Linked DNA regions of Homo sapiens: region 2 is linked to region 1. Evidence: read pairs that join two places in POLR2A ChIA-PET (ENCODE). Cell type or tissue: A673. All regions are shown on one strand. Region 1 overlaps NIBAN1 (niban apoptosis regulator 1). Region 2 overlaps C1orf21 (chromosome 1 open reading frame 21).

Region 1 (2,500 bases):
TATTCCATTCAACATGTTAAAATGAAGACAGAGTATTTTAAATGCACTCTAGTTTCCTGTTCCATCTTCAAATTAAACAATCATCCTGCTTATTCTAGAAAACTTTTTTTTTTTTTTTGAGACAGGGTCTCATTTTGTTGCCCAAGCTGGAGTGCAGTGGTAAAATCATAGTTCACTGCAGCCTCAACTTCCCTCGCTCAAACAATCCTCCTGCCTCAACCACCCAAGTAGCTAGGACTGCAGGCACACACCATTATTATTTTTTGTAAGGATGAGATCTTGCTATGTTTCCCAGGCTTGTCTAGAACTCCTGGGCTCAAGTGACCCTCTCACCTCAGCCTCCCAAAGTGCTGGGATTATAGGTGTAAGCTACCACATCCAGCCCAAAAACTTGTCTTTAGTGAAATATGTACAGAAAATTCTTTGATTATATTCTGGAGTACATCCTGCCAAATAGTGCCCAGTCCTCCCTGACCTACATGATGGATAAAGTTAGGGCACTGATGTTCATCCATCCAATGCAGTGAAAGGTACTCTCTTTTAGGGTTGAAAAAAATCTCTTAGCTTTCCAGGGGGTGCAAGAAGCCCTGCATTGAGCAAAGAAAGGAAGCTAGGAAGCTCCGGTGTGAGGTCAGCCTGGGCTGGGACTCCACACTACTGTCCCAGGGAGTCGGGCAGCCTTTGTGGGGCTGGGCACTGCCTCTTTGGCTTCCTGCCTTACTGGGCAGTGCATCTGGCCATCTGCCCCTTGGACTTTGGACTTTACTTAAGAGAAAACTCAACAAGGGCAGAAAGCCCAATTCAAAACGTCTTTCTGCCTGACAGCAGGCCCCAAATAGCCCCAGCACAGCAGTGTTCTGGGTGTCCAGTTCCCACATTTCCCGAGCAGCCTGACGCATGCCAGGTCCTATGCACCAGGGATATTAAAGTGACTCAAGGAGGCAGGAAGCCATTATTCAAGGCTGTGGGTTTCTAGCAGGAAGCACAAATGATGACTAAACCCTAGTTTCTGTCTTTTAAGAGAGGAGCCACTTGGAGAGACAAGAAGTAAACCTAATTTCAACACACCATGCTAAATGCCAGGATATGAGTGAGCACTGCAGAAAGCAGAGACTGGGGGAGAAGTGGTCTTTACTTCCTTCACCTGTGGTGGGATCCCTCAAAGACATGAGGATTTAAACACGCCAAGAAAAGTTGCAACAATTAAATATGATATTATACATATACTGAGTATTATTCATGTTTATGACCTAGAAATTCTTCATGGGAGGGCTGAAAAGGGTGATATTTTAATTTCTGGTTAAATGGTTGAACTGTGTGTGAAGCAAATGCTCTAAAGAACTGACATAAATTTACTCGATAGTGATGATCTAAACAAGTTCTCAACAAATATGTTGAGATCTGATGTTAAAATTTGGGGAGGGGCCAGGTAGCTCACGCTGTAATCCCAGCACTTTGGGAAGTCGAGGTGGGTGGATCGCTTGAAATCAGGAGTTTGAGACCAGCCTGGCCAACATGGTGAAAACCCATCTCTACCAAAAATACAAAAATTAGCCGGGAATGGTGCCGCATGGCTGTAATTCCAGCTACTTGGGACGCTGACAGAGGAGAATCTCCTGAACCCAGGAGGCGGAGGTTGCAGTGAGCCGAGATCACACCACTGCACTCCAGCCTTGGCGACAGAGTGAGACTCCATCTCAAAAAAATAGAATAAAATAAAATAAAAAGTCGGGGAGGGAAACCACGATGTAATACTTGGGACTGGAGATTTTAGGAAATGATCTGGTATTTTTCTGAAGGAGAAAAGAACAACTCCTTTTAATCTTTTGGAAGCAAGTCTCTTCCATTTTCAACATTAATGGTTATAGGTCACCATCCGTTAAGAAGATGTGTTTTGTCTATTTCCATTAAAATGTAAGTTCTAGGAGGAAGGAACAAAGTTGTTTTTCGCCATGGTATCCCCAGTGCTTGGTATATAACAGAGACTCAATTAGCTTGCTGAATGACCAAACAAATGATTTCAGCTTTTGATAACATCTTTGGAACTTGAGAGCATACACCTTGGCTTTTGTCTTTATTCATTTATTTATTTATTCATTCATTTTGTGCCCTTCTGGGAATGAACCAGGACTATTTGAATGGAAAGAGAAAAAAAAAAGCTGTCATAGTTTAAAAATTGGCATATGTTCTCTTCCAGATTAAATTCCCTTGGACCTTTTAATTTATGCTAGAACAAGCACTTATCTTTTCTTTTTTTTATTACTAAGCCCAACACAGTGCGTGGCATGCAGTAACTGTTCAAATAATGTTTGTTTAATTGACGGGTTTTAAGCTCGATAACTTAGCTAAGCCCTTTGCACAGTCTAAGCCTAATTTGGAATGCTTTCAGTCTTACCCAGGCCAATAAAATTTTCTTGCCTCATCTGAATTTCCTGCAAATGTGATTAATTAATAAGAATCATCAAGATTAATTAATAAGAAATTGATAGCAGGATGAGTA
Region 2 (2,500 bases), 340 kb before region 1:
ATACTGCCATCAATGATTACCTTTCTAGGATTGCTAATATTAAGATATTTCAAATAACCTTTCAGATAACCACTGAAAACTTCATTCCTTGTTCCCATCATAGCTCCAGCATCTAGAATGGCTCCTGGCACTACCAGGGCCTGAATAAATATCTGCTGAATGGGATCATGAATGGGTGAATATATAACATTCAGACTTTGGGATATTATGAATACTATTCATGTTTGGTTTTCACTGTTAAATTTTTGATAGCAACCCTAGAAACACATCAAGAAACTGTATAATTCTCTATGTATAGGTGTAGAGTGTTAAAGCCTTTGGAACGTTAAATTATTTTGAGCCCTGAGAGGAATGTGTCTATGTAGCTTGAGTCATGTGAGTATACAGTTGTAACTTCTGGTTTTTCCTGTAAATGAGTAGGAATGACTGAGTGGTGCCAGAGGTAAGACCCTCTCAGAACATTACTCCTCCTCACAGAATGTTAAAGCAGCCTTCCTTGGGATGTAGCAAGCTATATTAATCAAATCACTGCAATGTACATATTGGCCTTGTAGGGAAAATGTTGCCATCCTCCCAAAACTGTTTCTGCCTATATAAGTGAAACCTTAGCTTCTCTATTTTGAACCACTGACCCCATCCCTTTGGAGTCTGTGTTTTCTGTGTGCCTGTCCTCAAGCTTTGTGCTTGAATCAACTCTATGCTTAGTTATATTTTCTGAATCTCATTTTAAGTTTGACAAGAGTATATATACTGAAACCCGATTCTTCCTTGCTGTGGGTTGTCAGGTTGACATCTGATCTCTTTTCAGTGAGTGCTTCTTCCTTAAATTTAACTTCCTCTTTAATTAACCAAGTTAAGTAATTTCACTGTCATAGCTAACAGCAAAAAGGCAATATGAAATAGAAATTCGATGACCTTCAGAAAGGTTATGATATGTTTATATTCTTTTACGGTAAAGACAGTTCCACTGTTCCTCTTTAGAAACAGTTATGATAGCACAGGTGCCAGATTTGATATTTTTTCTTTAGAAACAGTTATGATAGCACAGGTGCCAGATTTGATATTTTTCATGTTAACTTTCACCAATACTCAACTAAAATCCTCCCTTCTCTGCACAGTTTTTCTTGACTCCATCCGATAGGCACACTTTGTAACTTTATCTCCTATGCTTGGCTTCATGCTAGTTATATCAATTACCTTATTATATTGCAGTTTCTTACTTGCTCATCTTTTACTCTGTGACAATCACTTCATTGAAGACAAAACCTTTCATATATGTATTCTTAGATGTCTCCAGGGGTGCTCAGTATAATGTTGGACCCACAGCAGCAGTATATGTTGACCGAAAAAAATGAATAAATGGTTTGAGCATTTAGAGAGTTATAAAACCAAACTAGGCAGAAGAATGTATCTGGGGCAGCTTTCTGGAGAAGGTGATGGTGATCACTTGGTTTGATACTATCTCTTGCCCTATAATTATGATAATAGTGCCCCCAGTATTTTAAAGTTGTAAATAAATGATCCATAAATGCTGTTGCTGTGTAATCAATAAGCCATGAAGATACTTACAGAATATTATAACTTAATTCTTAAAGGAAGGAACTTGTTGAGGACATAGAAGTGACTAGAATTGCATCCGTTATCTTGAAAAGTAAATTGGTATATTCAACAAATACTTACTGAGCAAAGATGAGTAAAACTGGTTACCTGCTTTCAAGGGGTTTGTGTTCTCCTGATGCGTAGACTAACGTCATCAAACAGACTGTGCTTAGCTCTGTCGTGGAGAAGCAAACAAAATGCTATGAGAACCTAAAGGGAAAAGACATGGATTCCAGCTGGAAGGACTCCAGGCTAACTAGTTGAATATAAATATATATATATATTTTTACATAGATTCTATTTCTTTCGGCTTCTTAAGCAGAATAAGTCTACCGCAGGCAATCTGACCTCTTTGTGATCATTCACATGAACACTGGTTTTGGGGCTCAGTCATTGAAAGCTGCTGTCTCTGTACTGCATTTTCCAGACTATTCTGGGCTTTTGCATCTGCTCCTGGCTCTTTGGTGCCTCTCCGATGGGTATCTTGCCAGCTATCCATGTGCTTGCTTCTCTATTCTCTTTCCTCAGTCTGGTTTGCTATGGGCTGTAACATAAATAAAGAGAAAGTGAGATTGCATCAGCTTTGAGTATCCTGAAGCATTTTTATGGGAGTGACAGCTAAGTATAAAGAGCATTTAGGAAATAATAGCCATTTTATCATTTAAAGGCATGTGTACTTCCTGATAAGTATTCGCTTATTTATAAGGATAGATATCTTCAATTAAGTTCCTACTACGTGCTTGGCATCATAGCAGTTGCTTTGTAGATATTGTTTCAAATTCTCAGAATGATCCTGTAAGGTAGATAGTATTATACCCATTTTATAAAAGAGGAAACTGAGATTTAGAGTAATTAACTTTCTCTGGGTCTCATAGTTGGTACATAGTAGAGCCTGATTCTA

The links. Peaks named below come from ENCODE experiments on the same cell type or tissue, not always from the same donor. Only the 100,000 strongest peaks of a DNase experiment are listed, where the experiment ranks them.
Region 2: POLR2A ChIA-PET joins it to region 1 with 10 read pairs; 2 of 35 experiments call an interaction of 5 or more read pairs at or near these places.

What each region holds. Positions count from the first base shown.
Region 1 is chr1:184,791,857-184,794,356 of GRCh38, forward strand. It overlaps NIBAN1 (niban apoptosis regulator 1), which reads right to left. Exons shown (of 14, transcript NM_052966.4): 14 at 1-2,500. Among named protein-coding and RNA genes, the nearest start is that of EDEM3, 38 kb to the left of the region's middle. In A673, no CTCF peak of the experiment used is centred here; a DNase peak (open chromatin) is centred at 955; H3K27ac peaks cover 943 bases.
Region 2 is chr1:184,455,592-184,458,091 of GRCh38, forward strand. The region is part of intron 1 of C1orf21 (chromosome 1 open reading frame 21); the gene reads left to right. Among named protein-coding and RNA genes, the nearest start is that of C1orf21, 70 kb to the left of the region's middle. In A673, no CTCF peak of the experiment used is centred here; no DNase peak of the experiment used is centred here.